2 separate regions of the Homo sapiens genome follow, and region 2 is linked to region 1. A link is a loop called in an ENCODE intact Hi-C map of the cell type or tissue named here. Cell type or tissue: mammary epithelial cell. All regions are shown on one strand.

What was found. Hi-C counts contacts between places; a loop is a spot of excess contacts. Peaks named below come from ENCODE experiments on the same cell type or tissue, not always from the same donor. Only the 100,000 strongest peaks of a DNase experiment are listed, where the experiment ranks them.
Region 2: it touches region 1 in a loop (10-fold over the local background); 89 of 110 quality-filtered maps call a loop at or near these places.

Annotation. Positions count from the first base shown.
Region 1 is chr22:46,002,544-46,010,543 of GRCh38, reverse strand. It overlaps the pseudogene LOC730668. Among named protein-coding and RNA genes, the nearest start is that of WNT7B, 29 kb to the right of the region's middle. RefSeq lists an enhancer at 3,276-4,267. In mammary epithelial cell, CTCF peaks have their summits at 2,386 and 4,036 (motif pointing left); DNase peaks (open chromatin) are centred at 2,513, 2,993, 3,283, 3,953 and 1 weaker place; H3K4me3 peaks cover 596 bases; H3K27ac peaks cover 2,171 bases.
Region 2 is chr22:46,311,376-46,319,375 of GRCh38, reverse strand. GTSE1 (G2 and S-phase expressed 1) reads right to left here. Exons shown (of 12, transcript NM_016426.7): 5 at 7,071-7,235; 6 at 5,363-5,486; 7 at 2,964-3,344. Among named protein-coding and RNA genes, the nearest start is that of GTSE1, 19 kb to the right of the region's middle. In mammary epithelial cell, a CTCF peak has its summit at 4,909 (motif pointing right); no DNase peak of the experiment used is centred here.

The DNA.
Region 1 (8,000 bases):
TCAGAGAGATTATGAGTTTCGTGCCCTATTCCATGGGTGGAAAACTGAGGCACAGAGGGATACTCATGCCACATAGAACCTGGATAACTCCCCAGAGCTTCTGGGTCCACAGTCATCCAAGCTGCAAACGCCGCTGAGAATCCTGAGGAGGGGAGGCTCCTTCCAGGTGTTGGGAGTGGCTTGGGAGTGCTCCAGCAACCCCGCATGCCCCAAGCACTGCTTATGGGCCAGGCTGGGGTGGGGAATGCTGAGAGCACTGGGGAGAACCTGTTCTTGGGACTGACTTCCAGATTAAGACAATCTTGCTTCGAGGGGCTGTGTGGCTGGCTTTAAGCACCAGGAAGTTCTGATCTTCTCACCTGTTCTAGTTAATTAGTGCTGCATAACAAACAGCCCCAAAACAGTGACTAAAACTACAGCCACTTTATTACGCTCAGGAATTCTGTCCTGAAAGGGCACAGTAGGGACAACTCCACTCTACTCTGTGTGGTTCAGTGGCTCACCCGAGACAACTCAAATGGCTGGGGGCCGGGACACCTGCTGCTGGTGGATCCACTTCCAAGATGGCTTCTGCATTCGCATGGCTGGTGCCTGGGCTGGGCTGGCTGGAAGGCTGGAACTGTCAACCAGTGCACCCCCATGTGACTCCTCATGGAGCTTGGGCTTCCTCACAGCATGGAAGTCTCAGGTTGTTGAACTTCCTTCTTAGATGGCAACTTAGGACTCCAAGTTATAAGCCATATGGTCTTTTATGAGTGAGCCTTGGAAGTTACCCAACAACACTTCTGCCGCATTGTCTTGGCTGAAGTAGTCACAAGCCCACCTGGATTCAAGAGGAGAGGCCATAGGGCCCACGCTTCAATGGGAGAAGGACCAAGGACTTTGCAGCCATATTTAACACTGCCACACTAGCCTCCAATTTCCTCCTTTCCTCTCTGAAAATTCTGCCATCTGCCAAAGTTGGGCTTAAATTCCAAGCCAGAAAAACTTCCTGCTAATTCCTATCCCCAGTAACACTTCCTGCCCACCGCTGCATTCTTGGTTATGGTTGCTCTAATAAGTAATGGGGACAGTCATGAATGTGATGCCCCTCACTTGGCAACCATGCCCATGTGTTCACACATGTATATTCTTCTTTGGTTCTTAGAGTAATCCTGTGAGGCATTTTAGATGAGCGAGTGGGCATCTCACATGGAGTTTTGCGGGGTGAGTAGGAGTTTTCCTGACAGACAGGGTTTGAGGAAAAGTATGATGAGCTTGGGCACATGTACAGTTGGGTGGGGCTGGAGGACAGTGTCACTGACTTGAGGCAAGAGGCTTCTCTGTGGAGAAGTGCTCCACACAGTCCTCTGTTTTAGGAAGACTCCTCTGGCCCAGACAGTGTGAAGGCTGGAAGCTGGCCTGGGGGAGCTGGCACTGAGGCTCATTCATGGACCCCCACAAGTGCCTGTCTGCCTGTGCCTCCTACGTGGTTTCACGAGTCCTTTCAACCATTATCTGGGTGGGCATTGTCAACCCATTTTACAGATGAGAAAGCCGGGCTGGGCGCAGTGGCTCATGCCTGTAATCCCAGCACTTTGGGAAGCTGAGGCGGGCAGATCACTTGAGCTGAGTTTGAGACCAGTATGGGCAACATAGGGAGACCCTGTCGCTACAAAAATGAACCAACAAACAAAAATTAGCCAGGCATGGTGGTGTGCACCTGTGGTCCCAGCTACTCGAGAGACTGAGGCGGGAGGATTGCTTGAGCCCAGGAGGTAGAGGTTGCAGTGAGCCATGATCGCACCACAGCACTCCAGCCTGGGTGACAGAGAAAGACCCTATCTACAAAACACACACACACACACACACACACACACAAAACAGATGAGAAAACTGAGGCACCAAGAGGTGTTTCTGGAATCCAAACTTGGCAGGAAGGCTAGGAGCAGGGTTGGGAGCTGCCCTTGTCTCCTCCACAGGCAGGAAGCTTGTCCTCCCTCTCCAGCACCTCAGCTGCCCCTGCCACCCCCACCCCTCTCAGCCCTGACCCTGTGGTCCAGAAAGGCCTCTGGAGGCCAGCTGTGGGTGGCAGGGCCTCTGGCTTACACCAGCGGGCAGCAGGGAGTGTAGTCACCTGCTCACTCGTGTCTGGTGCTCTTTGTGGCTATAGGAAGCAGAGGACAGGTGCTGGGAGGAGGGCTGGCCTGAGGGGAAACTGAGGCCTGGGACTGCGGGGTCAGGGCTTGGTCTCTGCCACTGAGTTTGCACCTGGCTTCCCCTCATGCCTGGCCATTTGGTTCCGGCTCTTGAAATAGATCCTCTGCCCACCTGGTAGCTGGCCGGCCATGGGCCGTGCCACGCCACCTGCCTGCTGCAGCCCAGCCCGGTCACCCCGAAACGCTGACAAAAGCCAGCTGCTCTCCCAGCAGTCGCTCGGCAGGCAGACACCCGGAGGCGTGACGCCTGCCCTCGTCTGGCACCGAGGCTGCCAGGAGGGCGCTGACGCAGCTCTCCCCACTCCCACTCCCAGGGGCTCCGCAGCTCCTTTCTGGAATGGCTTCCCGATGAGGTAATGCAGCTCGGAGCACAGGAGGAGGCCACTGGGAAACGCTGCTGGCCAGGCCCCAGCTCCCCGGGAAGATGGCTGCCGTGGCCTCCCTGCCCTGCCTGCCCGACGCCACCGCACAAGGGCCTGGCAGGCTGAGAACAGGAGCCGGACTTCAGGCCGGAGGCTTGGCGGCCTCACTCTGGAGTGGCCAGGGGGACCCAGACATTTACTCATCTCCCGGCCGAGGTGGTGCAGGCCTCAGCCTGGGCCTGCAGCCTCACTCTGATCCTTAGAGGCCCCTGCCCTGAGAACACGCCGCCCCCGGGCACACGCGGAGAAACAGAGGCCGTGCCCAGGGTTATAGCAGGAATCAAGGTCTGTTCTCGCCCTGCAGCCCTGGGGGCAAGGGCAGGCCTCCCTCCACACGCATCGCATCGGGTCTGGGAACAGCACCATGAGCTTGCTCCGACCTGCCAAGCGGCTTTTTCCTGGAACATGAGTCTTTTCCGGGCACGGAGCAGAGCACTCAGGCCACCGGCCCTCCTATGCTGGGAGCAGGGGGAGATGCCGGCTGGCCGAGCAAGGAGGCCCCTGGGGCTGTCCACCCGGTGTCCCTCTCAGGGCCCCTCTTGGCCCCATGAAAAGGCGGCACCCCCACCCCTTGCCTCTCCTAGCGCTGCCAGGCTCCCCTGCAGGTGTGACCTGCCTCGCAGAAGCTGCTGAGAGGCAGGAACTGAGCAGGGAAGTGTCCCAAGGGGTGACTCACTTCCCTCACCCACGTTTCCCCCTCTCCCTGCCAGGCCCTGCGCTGGGCGGGCCCTAGGGCCACAGGGACCAGCATGGCCCGGCAGCCCCGGACCTCCCAGGTGGAAGGAAGGACCCGGAGAACTGGAAACATCCTTGCATAGCAGCCCCCGAGTTGGAGGCAGCCACTCGGCACCTGGCACCTGGCCCAGGGGGGCCTCCTGCGGACTCACGTGGGCTCTGGGAGGTGGAGGAGGGTCACTTCCCCCAGGGGAGAGCGGAGAAGGCTGGCAGGACCCTGCTGTGGGTGTGACTGGGACCGTGCTGGGCCCTGCGTTGGCCAGCAGTGTCCCGAGCGGGCCTCCGCGCCGGCAGGCCCAGCTGGGCCTATTTCTGACTCGAATTTGTTGCGAAACGTCGGCAAATCCCCTGCCCTGGCTGGGCCTCAATTTCCCCATCTGCAGACAGGAGGCGGGCGAGAGGGCCCCCTGGACTTCAGGGCCCGTGGGTCTGACGGCCAGGGCTGCAGCTGAATCTCCGAGTTGGAGATGCCTGGTGGGGTGCAGCACACCCTGCGTGCACAGATGAGGGCCGGGCTGGCTCCAGGCGTGCGGGAGGCAGCAGTGGAGCTGGGATCGGAGTCTGGACTCCTCTGCTGGCCTCGAGTGACCCCGGGGGCCTTCTTGTCCCCCCTCCTTGCAGGAAGCACAGGCACCAGCTCCTGAAAGCAGAACAGCTCCCCTCTGCTGCCCCCTGGTGGCTGCAGTGACACATGGTGGCCCAGTCCAGAGCCAGGGCACCCCCAGGGTCACCGACACCCTCAAAGTCATGAGCTCCCCTGGGGCCATGGGTGTCGTAGGGCTGGGGCCACCCTCTCTGGGAGCCCTGGGTGAGAGTGTCACTTGTGATATTTCATTGAATCTTCACCCCTCCCACACACAAGAGAGGGATGATCATGTTTGCCGCTTCACAGCTGGGTTGTCAGTTTCAGGGGGCAGAGCCTGCAGGAAGCTGGGGCCGGAGAGGTTTGAAGTCAGATATTCCAGTGGAAAGTGCTCCCCTCCCCTCCAGTCAACAGCCACCTGGGGCTTCAGGCTCTAGGAGGGGAGGAGTGGGTGGGGAAGGTCGAGGCTTATTATTCTTCGGGGTGTGGGGGTGGTCACTAAAATGGGACCTGGTGGCCGGGCACAGTGGCTCACGCCTGTAATCCCAGCACTTTGGGAGGCCGAGGCGGGCGGATTACCTGAGGTCAGGAGTTCTTGACCAGCCTGGCCAACGTGGTGAAACCTTGTCTCTACTAAAAATACAAAACTTAGCTGGGCATGGTGGCACACACCTGTAATCCCAGCTACTCAGGAGGCTGAGGCAGGAGAATTGCTTGAGCCCAGGAGATGGAGGTTGCAGTGAGCTGAGATCATGCCACTGCACTCCAGCCTGGCCGACAGAGCTGGACTGTCTCAAAAAAAAAAAAAAAAAAAGAAAGAAAGAAAGACGGGACCTGGCTTCCTAACTGAGGGAAACTGAAGAGAAGGGCCCAGTTCACGGGAATAAGGTGCCAGTTTGGGATGCCCCTACAGGGCCCTAGGTGCAGGGGACAGGGCTGAGGGAGCGGGGGAGGCGCCAAGATGTCAAGGCCGGCAGCCGTTCTCCTGGGGCAGAGGGCCAGTGCCCATGCCCGCACCTTGGGTCCCCAGGGCAGCCAGGTGGAGCCATACCACCTCCTCGGGCTTCACCTGCAAGCCCAGGCCCTGTGCTCACTGAGCCCCCACGCCCGCCAGGCCACTTCCAGAGGCTGTGCACACCCTCTGCCCAGATCCAGGAGAGGGGCTTTCACACAAGGAGGGAGAGGCTCAGAACCCTGGCAACCTACCCAAGGCATGGCACATGGGGCTACACGGGTGGATTGGAAGCTGGGTTGGCCACCTGAACCCCTGGGGTCCTGGCATTTCCAATGTCACCATCAGAAGGGTGGATGGAGGCCGGGCGTGGTGGCTCATGCCTGTAATCCCAGCATTTTGGGAGGCCGAGGCAGGCGGATCACCTGAGGTCAGGAGTTCGAGGCCAGCCTGGCCAACATGGTGAAACCCCGTCTCTCCTAAAAACACAAAAATTAGCCAAGCATGGTGGCAGGTGCCTGTAGTCTCAGCTACTTGGGAGAATGAGGCAGAAGAATCGCTTGAACTCGGGAGGCGGAGGTTGCAGTGAGCTGAGATCACACCACTGCACTCCAACCTGTGCGACAGGGCAAGACTCTGTCTCAAAAAAAAAAAAAAAAAGAAAAAAGTAAAAGAAAAAAGAATGGAGGACGGAAGGGCCACACCATGCAGGTGCTGGGGTCCTGGCGTTTCATTTTCAATGTCACCATCAGAATGGAGGATGGGAGGCCGCCCCGCGAATGGAGGGCGGGAGAGCCATGCCATGCAGGTGCTGCCTGCTTGGGTTCCTGTGCTGGGACTGCCTCTCTCATCTATCACCTTGCACCTCCATCGCTGTGACACCCTTCACCCGCCGGGCCCCCACAAAACATGCTTGGGCTCTGCAGCCAGACTCCATCCTCCCCCACCAACCGTCCGACTCCTAGAGCCCTCTCCTGGACCCCCAGCACAGCGCGTGCGTGACGGAACCCTGCAGAGCCACTTCCTGTTAGAATCAGAAGGGCTGTCAGCCACTAAACCCAAGTGCCAACTTTTGGTGACGGAGAAATAGATCCAGATAGAGGGAGGACTTGATCAGGCCCAGGGTGGCCAGAGACCCTTTGGACTGCGACCAGAATCCCAGGGGCCTGTCACCGGCCCAGCGTCTGAGGTCCTGAATCCCTGGAAATCAATAAAGGCAGGCAGGTGGGAGGCTGGAGGCCTCGCAGCCCACCCAACCCACATCCACCACACTCTCACACCAAGCCCTCAGCGTGCTCGGAGCATGGCGGTGGGCTTTACCCCTCCAGCCCCTCTACCTGGGATGCCACACAACTCTTCAGGGCCAGGGGAGTCCCCTCCTAGGGCCACCGTCCCCAAGGCACCCAGGGATGAGTCACTCTCTCTCACCCCAGGCCACCCAGGAGAGTTGACATCAGTCACATGTCTGCCCCTCAGACTGGGAGAACCCTGGAGCAGGGACCCCATCCCCTGCCTCTGTGAATCCCTAGCATTGGCCCATGGTGTGAACACCAGCAGCCACAGCACTGAGACCTAGCCAGGGCTTCCCAGTTTCCTGGGCACCAGCTGTTCTTCGCAGCCTCTTCCATGCTTGCTGGGAAGCAAGGTCTATCATGACCCTAGGCGCAGAAGGACAAGAAACAGAGAGGTTGAGTAAGATGCCCGACGACACACAGCTGGAGTCAGCAGAGGCTGGAAGGGTGCTGGGCGGCCTGGCTCCCAGCACGAGGCATCCTACCTGAGGACAGTAGACGGGCAGCTAAAGGACCCTCAGCTGACCACACAGGCCGGGCCTGGGCATGTCTGCGGCATGACCCCCTTGGGCCTTGTCACCTCCTCTCATCCCCTAGATCGCAGGACAGCAAGGTGGTCACACCCAGATTGCCTGAGTGTGCATTCTTTCCTTCCACGTCGGAGCACTTGGTCGGAATCCTGCCCACACAGGATGCACCTCACGAGGTGTTCACTCACCAGTCTCCCAGAGCAGAGGGGTCTGGGGAGAGGGGACACAAGATGGCATTGGGAGTGACAGCAAGACTGACTGTCTTGCGGGGCCCTCAGGCGCTGGCCTCCAAGGCCAGGTCCCCCAGGAAAAGCCTAGACAGAGGGGAGCAGGAAACCCGGTCCCAGCCCAGGGCGCCCACTCCCTGCCGGCCAGGCCAAGCCTCCCGCGTCCGGCCTCCTGGGTGCTGCTCACTCATCCATCAGACCAGTGTGATGGGGTCATTCGCTCCCATTCCCAGGCGGGGGAGGCTCCAGGAGATGTGGGTGGATGTGGGTTTACCCTGTGGATGGCCTGAGGCCTGAGGACTAGGAAGGTCCATCTATCTGTCCCTTGGCAGATGGCCACAGTGCCCAGGGCGACAACAGGGTGAGCTCTGCTCACATGGGTCCTGATGCAGATAGGGGGTGTCTGGGCCCCTGTCACCCCTGTGGAGTCTTCCTCGCCTTCCTCTGGGCGGGTCTTCTCAGGTCCAGCTCAAGGGCATCTGGGAGGGGAGGTGGCCTGAAAGCTCGGAGGCCCTGCAAAGCTGGCTGCAGTTAGGAAAGCCACTAAGTCATTATTTTGGGGTTAAATCAGAACTAATCTACCCAAGCCAATGGCTGGGTCCCCTGAAGGGAGGACACTCATGACTCAGCTGCTTGAGCCTGGGGAAGTGGTGTCCCTGAGATCCAGGAATGTGAGGGAGGATGACACCATCCACCAGGCCTGGCCCAGCGGGAGCAGCTAGTGTGGCTGCCTCTCGCTGTGCCCACCCCACCCTCAGCATCTGGCTTTGTCCACCTCTGGCCAAGGCCCACTCTGTTTGGGCTGCACTGTTGCCCGGAAGCCCTCCATGCCCCAGCGAGAGTCTCCCTCCCTGGCCTCTGTCCCTCCATTTCTCCATCAGTGGCCACCAGGGCAGTTTTCTTTTTCTTTTCTTTTTTTTTTTTTTGAGACGGAGTCTCACTCGCCCAGGCCGAAGTGCGGTGGCACGATCTCGGCTCACTGCAACCTCCGCCTGCCGGGTTCAAGCAATTCTCCTGCCTCAGCCTCCTGAGTAGCTGAGACTACAAGCACGCGCCACCAT
Region 2 (8,000 bases), 310 kb before region 1:
CCCAACACAGTGAGGGCCAGGTCCGCATTACCCTCCCCACCACTCTTCGGCCCAGAGACTCTGCTCTTCCCTCTGTGGAGGGACCTTCTGAAGGTCAAGTCGCTCTGCTCTGATCTCTCCTATGCACGTCCTCCTGCACTGACGGTACTCCAGGGTCCGCTCTGGTCACGCGGCGCTCTGGGAGCCGGCCTCGGGCTGCCCCTCCATCTTCATCTCTTCTTACCCTGCCCCTCGGTCACTGACTGGCTGAGGTTGCTAGTTTTTGTTCAACAGCAACTTTCCTCTTCTCAGTAAGAAATTTCAGCTGTGTGCGGAATAAAGACAACGTGTCCTAGCATCCTGTGCAGGGAAGCGTCGTACTCAATGGGACACAAACGGAGTCACAGGGACAACTTGCAGTGAGGGTCCTTGAAAGGTGGGGATTTGCTCTTCTTCACCTAGAAGAAGGCTTCCTGCCGGGAGGTATGAGGGCCAGAGCCGGTGCAGCCACACTAGACCATGAGGATGAGAAGCTCATCACGGCAGCACAGGATGGAGTAAGCCTGGGTCCCTGACACCAAGGAGTACTGACCAGCTGTCGCACGTCTACGCAGAATCCCGACCGCAGCGGCTGCACTCCCACCCTCCGGCCCCCATGCTGCTCCCAGAGCACGTCCCACGCCTTCCTGCCCCAGGACCTCTGCACTCCTGCCGTTGCCTCTGCCTGGAGTGCTCCCCCTTGCACTTTCCTACCGGCTGCCTCAGTCTCCTGGTTCAGATCTCAGTCCCGTGTCACCTCCTGACCATCTTTGCCAAAGAACCACCCGATGCAAATTCCTCCCCAAACATGCCAGCTCCAGGACACCATCTTCCCTTAGTCCCTTTGTTGTGCTAGGATCTGCAGGCCTGCTCATCTGATAACATTTCGTATCTTTTCCTATTAAACAGAAATTCTGTGAGAGTAGGTCTGTCTTATCATGATGTCCCTTGTCCCCCAAAGCATTCCAGCACAGAGAAGACACTCAGCAGAACAGCTTGTTCCTACAGCAGGACTCAGAATGCAGTTTCTGGGAGTTGCAGGCTGCCTGTGCTGGCCGGCACTGCCAGAACTTAAAATCCTCAAGCACCCAGAGGGCAGATCTGCCTGACAGAGGAGGCCAGGACGCTCCTCTCACCTTAAGTCAGCTCTGAGAACTTTCTGCATTGCACACAATTGTTCAAGAAATTCATGAAAACTTTACAAACACCCACCCACTAATGGCCAGACACCTGCTGGGGCCAGTGGCCTCACTGACTGGAGAAGGCAGTGGCTGGAGCTCAGGAGGCTGAGGTGGCTGCAATCTGAGGGCCAGAAACTAGAGAGGAGGGGGCTACTCCGACAGAACGAGCTCTAGGAACCCAAGGGAATCTCGAGTCTCTGGCTGAGCACCAGGCAGTGCACAGGTGCAGGGCAGGAGTCCTCAAGGTCAAGAGAAGAGCAACTACCAGGGAGCAACGAGCGGAGCTCACAGGGCCGAGAAACCGCCGTCTTACCAGGGAGCAACGAGCGGAGCTCACAGGGCCGAGAAGGTGTCATCTTGCAGCAGCAGGAGTGCAGGGGTCTCGCGGGCCTTGCGGGACACACGGGTGTGCAGCAGAGGCCTTGGGAAGGACGCCGGTGGCGGGAGGCGGAAAGGCTATGCTAGACCCACCACTTCAAAGCATAAAAAGCCTCGGAAGGATGATCTGCACCTTAACTGCCTGCCAAGCCCAACCCAACTCCTCAGAGAAAGACAACAAAATCCAGACATTCAAAAGTGTACACCTGACAATATCCAACAACCAAGAAAAACTTGTGAAAAATGTAGAGGCAGGAAAATGAGGCCAAAACCCGGAAACAAAATTAGTCAGTCGAAACAGACCCCAAAATGATGGGGAAGATGGTATGAGAAGAATCGTAGACCCTAAAACCATTATCAATTTGCTCACGAGGATGTAAAAGAAAACCCAAGTACCATGAGAAGAAATAAGGGGAAACTATTATGTTAGAAACAAAGTTAACTGGATGGGCTTCACAGCTGTTAGGCACTGCAGAAGAAATGATATCTGACAACAGAAACTACCCAAACTGTAGCTCAAGGAAAAAGGCTGGGCCGGGCACGGTGGCTCACACCTATAATCCCAGCAGTTTGAGAGGCCGAGATGGGTGGGTCACTTGAGGTCAGGAGTTCCAGACCAGCCTGGCCAACATGGCGAAACCCCGTCTCTACCAAAAATACAAAAAAAAAATTAGCCGGGTGTGGTGGTGGGCACCTGTAATCCCAGCTACTCGGGAGGCTGAGGCAGGAGAATTGCTTGAACTCGGTAGGTGGAGGTTACAGTGCGCTGAGATCGCGCCACTGCATTCCACCCTGGGTGACAGAGCGAGACTCCGTCTCAAAAAACAAAAAACAAAAAAAAAGAAAGAAAGAAAAGAAAAAAGATAAGAAAAAGAAAAAAGGCTGAAATAAAAAAAAGAACAGAGCTTCGGTGTCCTGTGAGACAACGTCAAGAGGCCTGAAATAGATGTGATTAGAGTCCTAGGAAATAAAGTGGAAAGAGGAAAAGATAGCTGAAGAAATAATGGCCAACGTTTTCCAAATTTGCTGAAAAAAACCAACCCACAGATCAAAGAAGCTTAAGAAACCCTCAGCGGGATAAAGGCAAAGAAAGCCACCTCAAAGCACATAATAATCAAATTCCCGACAGTAACACTAAAGAGAAAACCTTACAAGCAGCCTACGAGCATTGGGGTGTCACACACACAGGAACGAACGTAAGACATTCAGGGAGCCTCCAGTGACCCCCCAAAACAACGTGGGCGAGAAGACAGCGGGTCACACCTGAAAGCACTGTTGGAGGAAAGAACTAAAAACACCATCAATGCCATCAATAATTGTTTAAAACTTTAAATGCAATTTCTTCAGTATTTTTTAAAGACACATTAAAATGTATCTATTACTCACCAATAGAAAACTTAGGAATTTTAAATTGATTTGTAGGAGTAGGCATAACCTTTGTCTTGGAATTTAGACAGGAATCTCGCCGTCTGATACTTCTAGTCTTATTCAATTGAGAAGATTCTGACCAAGCGCAACTGGAGTTCAGCCACTGGCCGCCACCTTCCGGAGTCTGGGGTTGGGTGGGGGATGCTGAGGGGGGTGCCGTGAGCTGCTCCGCTGCCAGCTCAGAAACATCGACCCGCTTGGCCTGCCAGGAGGATGCCCCCACAGGGCCTGCAGGCAGAGCTGGCCGCAGCATGGCGGGTCCCATTCTGCCTGACTTGCTGATGTTTGACAGAGGCCGGGAGCTATTTGCAGGAATACTTGCAAATTCACTTGATTTAGCTAGAAGGTATACACACAAAAATCACATTATTATAAAAGTATGAAGCTATTTAACAAACACACAGAAGTTATGCTGTCTTTAGCATATCTACCTTAAACATAAGACACATTAACAATATTCTATAAGCCCTTCAGGCAACATCATCAAACACAGGATGGCTCAGGCAGCTTTTAGCTTAGCTGAGTGTATTCTAAGGTACTTATTCTCAAAATAATTACTAACATGTACATAAGCATGCATAAATTCAAGCTCTCCTATCTTCGTTGATTATGTTGGCAGGAGAAATCTACATTAGTTGAGCAGATGGAAGGGGATAGTCTAGTCACATGTCTCACCTGTCTGGTCACAGAGGTGGGCAGGGAACAAGGAAAAAAGACGCAATTGTTACTGGTTGATTCCTTTAAAATTACAAGGAGGCTGCGTCATATTAACCATAAGCACTATTTAAAATAGAAGACCAGATAAACTAGGGTAATACATACTGAGCTACCAATATACGCAGACGATCTGGTAAAGGATTCTTAAAGAAAAACTTTAGCCCAGGAGTGGTGGCTCACGCCTGTAATCCAAACACTTTGGGAGGCCAAGGCAAGAGATCACTCAAGGCCAGGAGTTCGAGACCAGCCTGGCTAATATAGTGAGACCATCCTCTCTACAAAAAACACAAAAATGTGGGCCAGGCGCAGTGGCTCGTGCCTGTAATCCTAGCACTTTGGGAGGCCAAGGCGGGCGGATCACGAGGTCAAGAGATCGAGACCATCCTAGCCAACATGGTGAAACCCCGTCACTACTAAAAATACAAAAATTAGCCGGGCGTGGTGGCAGGTGCCTGTAGTCCCAGCTACTTGGGAGGCTGAGGCAGGAGAATCACTCGAACCCGGGAGGCAGAGGTTGTAGTGAGCCAAGATTGCGCCACTGCACTCCAACCTGGCAATAGAGTGAGACTCCATCTCAAAAAAAAAAAACCCACAAAAATTAGCCGGGTGTGGTGGCATGTGCCTGTAGTCCCAGCTACTCAGGAGGCTGAGGTGGGAGGATTGCTTGATCTCAGGAGGTCATCACCTCAGTCTATAAAGATAAGGACACAAACCTCTCTTAATCACAGAATGGCAGAGTCAGAATTCCAGATCAGATCAATCTGATTAGAGAGTTCACACTTATCATTTTTTTTTTTTTTTTTGAGACGGAGTGCAGTGATGCAATCTCGGCTCATGGTAACCTCTGCCTCCCGCGTTCAAGCCATTCTCGTGGCCCAGTCTCCCGAGTAGCTGGGACTACAGGCACCCGCCACCATGCCCGGCTAGTTTTTGTGTTTTTAGTAGAGACAGGGTTTCACCATGTTGGCCAGGCTGGTCTCAAACTCCAGGGGTCAAGCGATCCACCCATCTTGGCCTGCCAAAGTGCTGGGATCACAGGCGTGAGCCCCTGCGCCCGGCCCACTTTTTACATTTTGTGAACACAATCCACACCATGCTGCCCTGAACGACCCCGAGACGCCACATGGCCAATGCACCTCGAAGAGGATTTCGCTCTGAAGAGCAGAAAGGCGAAGGCTTTCCCTTACCACTAGATGGCAGCTGTGGCTTGGCAAGGTTGAAATGTGGCTTGACCTCAAACAGGTGTGGGAGCATGGATTTAAACAGGCACCCAGGAGTTATGGGGCCATATGCCCTACATTATCTGGAATAGTCCTATTTTAAAACTGGTGTCTCATGACATGGACATGAGGGTGATTCCAGTGTCCATGTTCTCAGGCACGGGGTATCATACATGCTTTCTGGCCATGTGTACCCCGTAGACTGAAGCCACCCATCTGAGTGTGCCCTCCTCATGGGACAGAGGCACTGAGGGCAGGTACAGCAACTCAGTCCACAGCCTGGTCCACCGCACACAGCACGCCCTCCGGGACGTCCTGCCAAGCCTAAGTGGTTCTGCAGAAACAGTCTCCAAGGCCTGAGCAGCACTCCAGGCCTCACCTGGCCAGATGTGGGTCCAAGCATGATGCCGGCTGCCTCACCTTTGCCCACTGCTGGGGATGTGCACGCACTGGATGCCCCGCTCCAAACAGGCCCCGAGGAGGACTTCCTTGCGAGATTGCTGGTAGAGCCGGGTGCTTTTAACAGGGTCTTCTTCAGCCCCAACTGGGGCAAAATGTGAAAAAACAGAATCAGCAAAGATCTCGTTATTTACCTATTACTTGTGTCTGCAAAAGTAAGGGGTTTTTGGCTGGGCACGGTGGCTCACGCCTGTAATCCCAGCACTTTGGGAGGCTGAGGCCGGAGGATCACAAGGTCAGGAGTTTGAGACCAGCCTGGCCAATATGGTGAAACCTTGTCTCTACTAAAAATATAAAAACTAGCTGGGCATGGTGGCAGGCACCTGTAGTCCCAGCTACTCGGGAGGCTGAGGTAGGAGAATTGCTTGAACCCGGGAGGTGGAGGTTGTAGTGAGCTGAGCTCGTGCCATTGCACTCCAGCCTGGGCGACAGAGTGAGACTCCGTCTCAACAACAACAACAACAACAAAAGTTGGTGTTTTTACTATTTTAAAATAATCTAATAATTATCATCTTGAATTTAAAGAAGAAAAAAGTCAAGCAGCACTTCTCAAAGTGTAGTCTTCAAACCCCTGCATGAGGACCACATTAGGGAGCTAGCAGAAATGCAGATTTGGGGCCCCAACCCAGACCCCATGAGTCAGCAGCTGCAGGGCCCAGCTTTGGGCAGTTCTAACAAGAACTGCCAGTACACACAGCTTGGTTTACCGCCAATGCCAGAAAATAAGTGGCAAAGATGTGGCTGGTAGTCTCCATGCCTGTGAGGAACCGCAATTTTCTTTCTTTTCCTTTTTTTTTTTTTTTTTTTTAGACAGGGTCTCACTCTGTTGCCCAGGCTGGAATGGAATGCAGTGGCATGATCACAGCTCACTGCAGCCTTGACCTCCTGGGCTCAAGCAATCCTCCCACCTCAACCTCCCAAATAGCTGGGACCACAGGCATGCACCACCATGCCTGGCTGATTTTTATTTTTTAATGGAGATGGGGGCCTCACTATGTTGCCCAGGCTGGTCTCAAACTCCTGGGCTCAAGTGATCCTCCCGCCTCAGCCTCCCAAAGTGCTGAGATTACATGTGTGAGCCACTGCACCCAGCTGCTGTTTTCAAAACATCAACATCTCATGTCATCTGTTCAAGAACTCTACATGAGGGAAACGGAATATCCCCACCTACAAACTGGGGCTCCGAGACGCTGACTTTTCCCAACCCACACAGCTCCCAGGGCAGAGGCTAGCCATCAGTGCACACTGCGAAGCCAGTATTCTTTGCATGTATTTTGCAGGCTGCCTCTTGTGGGTGTATTTTCAACTTTTCCACCTCTTTTTTTTTTTTTTTTTTGAGACAGGGTCTCATTCTGTCACCCAACCTGGAGTGCAGTGGCGTGATTATGACTCACTGCAGCCTCGACCTCCTGGGCTCAAGCAATCATCCCACCTCAGCCTCCTGAGTAGCTGGGACTGCCGTTGCTCACCACCATGCCCAGCTAATTTTTGTATTTTTTGTAGAGATGGGTTTCATCATGTTGCTCAGGCTGGTCTTGAACTCCTGGGCTCAAGTGATCCTCCCACCTTGGCCTCCCAAAATGCTGGGATTTTAATCCAAAGCACTTGTACACACAGCTGCCACCTCATTCCCAGCAACCACAAGTTTGGGCCCCAGCAGCCAACTCACCTTGTTTGGAACAGGGATCGCCCGCTTGCCCTGGCCCAAGTGGCTTCCGGCGGCCGGCACATTGACAGCACCCGGGGCAGGTTTGTCAGGGAGAACATCCCGGTGGGATTCCTTCTCAGCTGGGATTTTTGTCCTGGAAGGACTAGCTGGAATCTCTTTCTTGGGCTGAAAATTTTAATTTGAACTGTGAGAACTGTCTAGTGCTTAACAATGTACAGAGATACTCAGGCTTCCATTCAGAGCGAGCCTAGGCCCCATCTTCCCCAGTGCTACACATGCCCCTCCATTCATCAGCCAGATTGAAGGGAACAGGGCAAGCAGTTCGCATCCTCCACCAAATCACTATGGACATAAGTGATGATGGATTTTGCTTCCTCATTAAAAACAGCATCAAATGATACCTACACAGATCATTAATAGGAGAGAGGTTCTCTAAAGCCATTCCCCAGTCAGGATCCTTATTTAAGAATGATAATGAGAAAGCTGGTCTAGTTACACAAATTTTAAAATGCTGTACAGAAAGGACTCATCCATTAAATGGTCATCTCTACCAGAGAAGCTGCTCAATTGCAATAAATCTTCTTGGTCTAGTACTGAAAGCCATTTTCTTTGGCCAGCAGAGTCAAAAAATAAGTTCTTGACATATTTAGGGACAAGGGCATTCATGGAACTAATTTATACTTACATAAATAGCCCCCTTATAACAGGAGAGTTAATAAGGTAACAGCAATAGAAGCTCAGAGTGGTAAAGACGCAGCAGTAACTTTTTCCCTTTATAGCATTTCTAAAAACTGAGATACTTCTCATAACATAAAATTCACTATTTTAAACAGTATACTTCAGTGGTTTTTAGTAGATCTGTTATGTTGTACAACCAGCACAAGCTAATCTTAAAATATAGTGGTGTCCCAAAAAAGAACCTGTACTCGG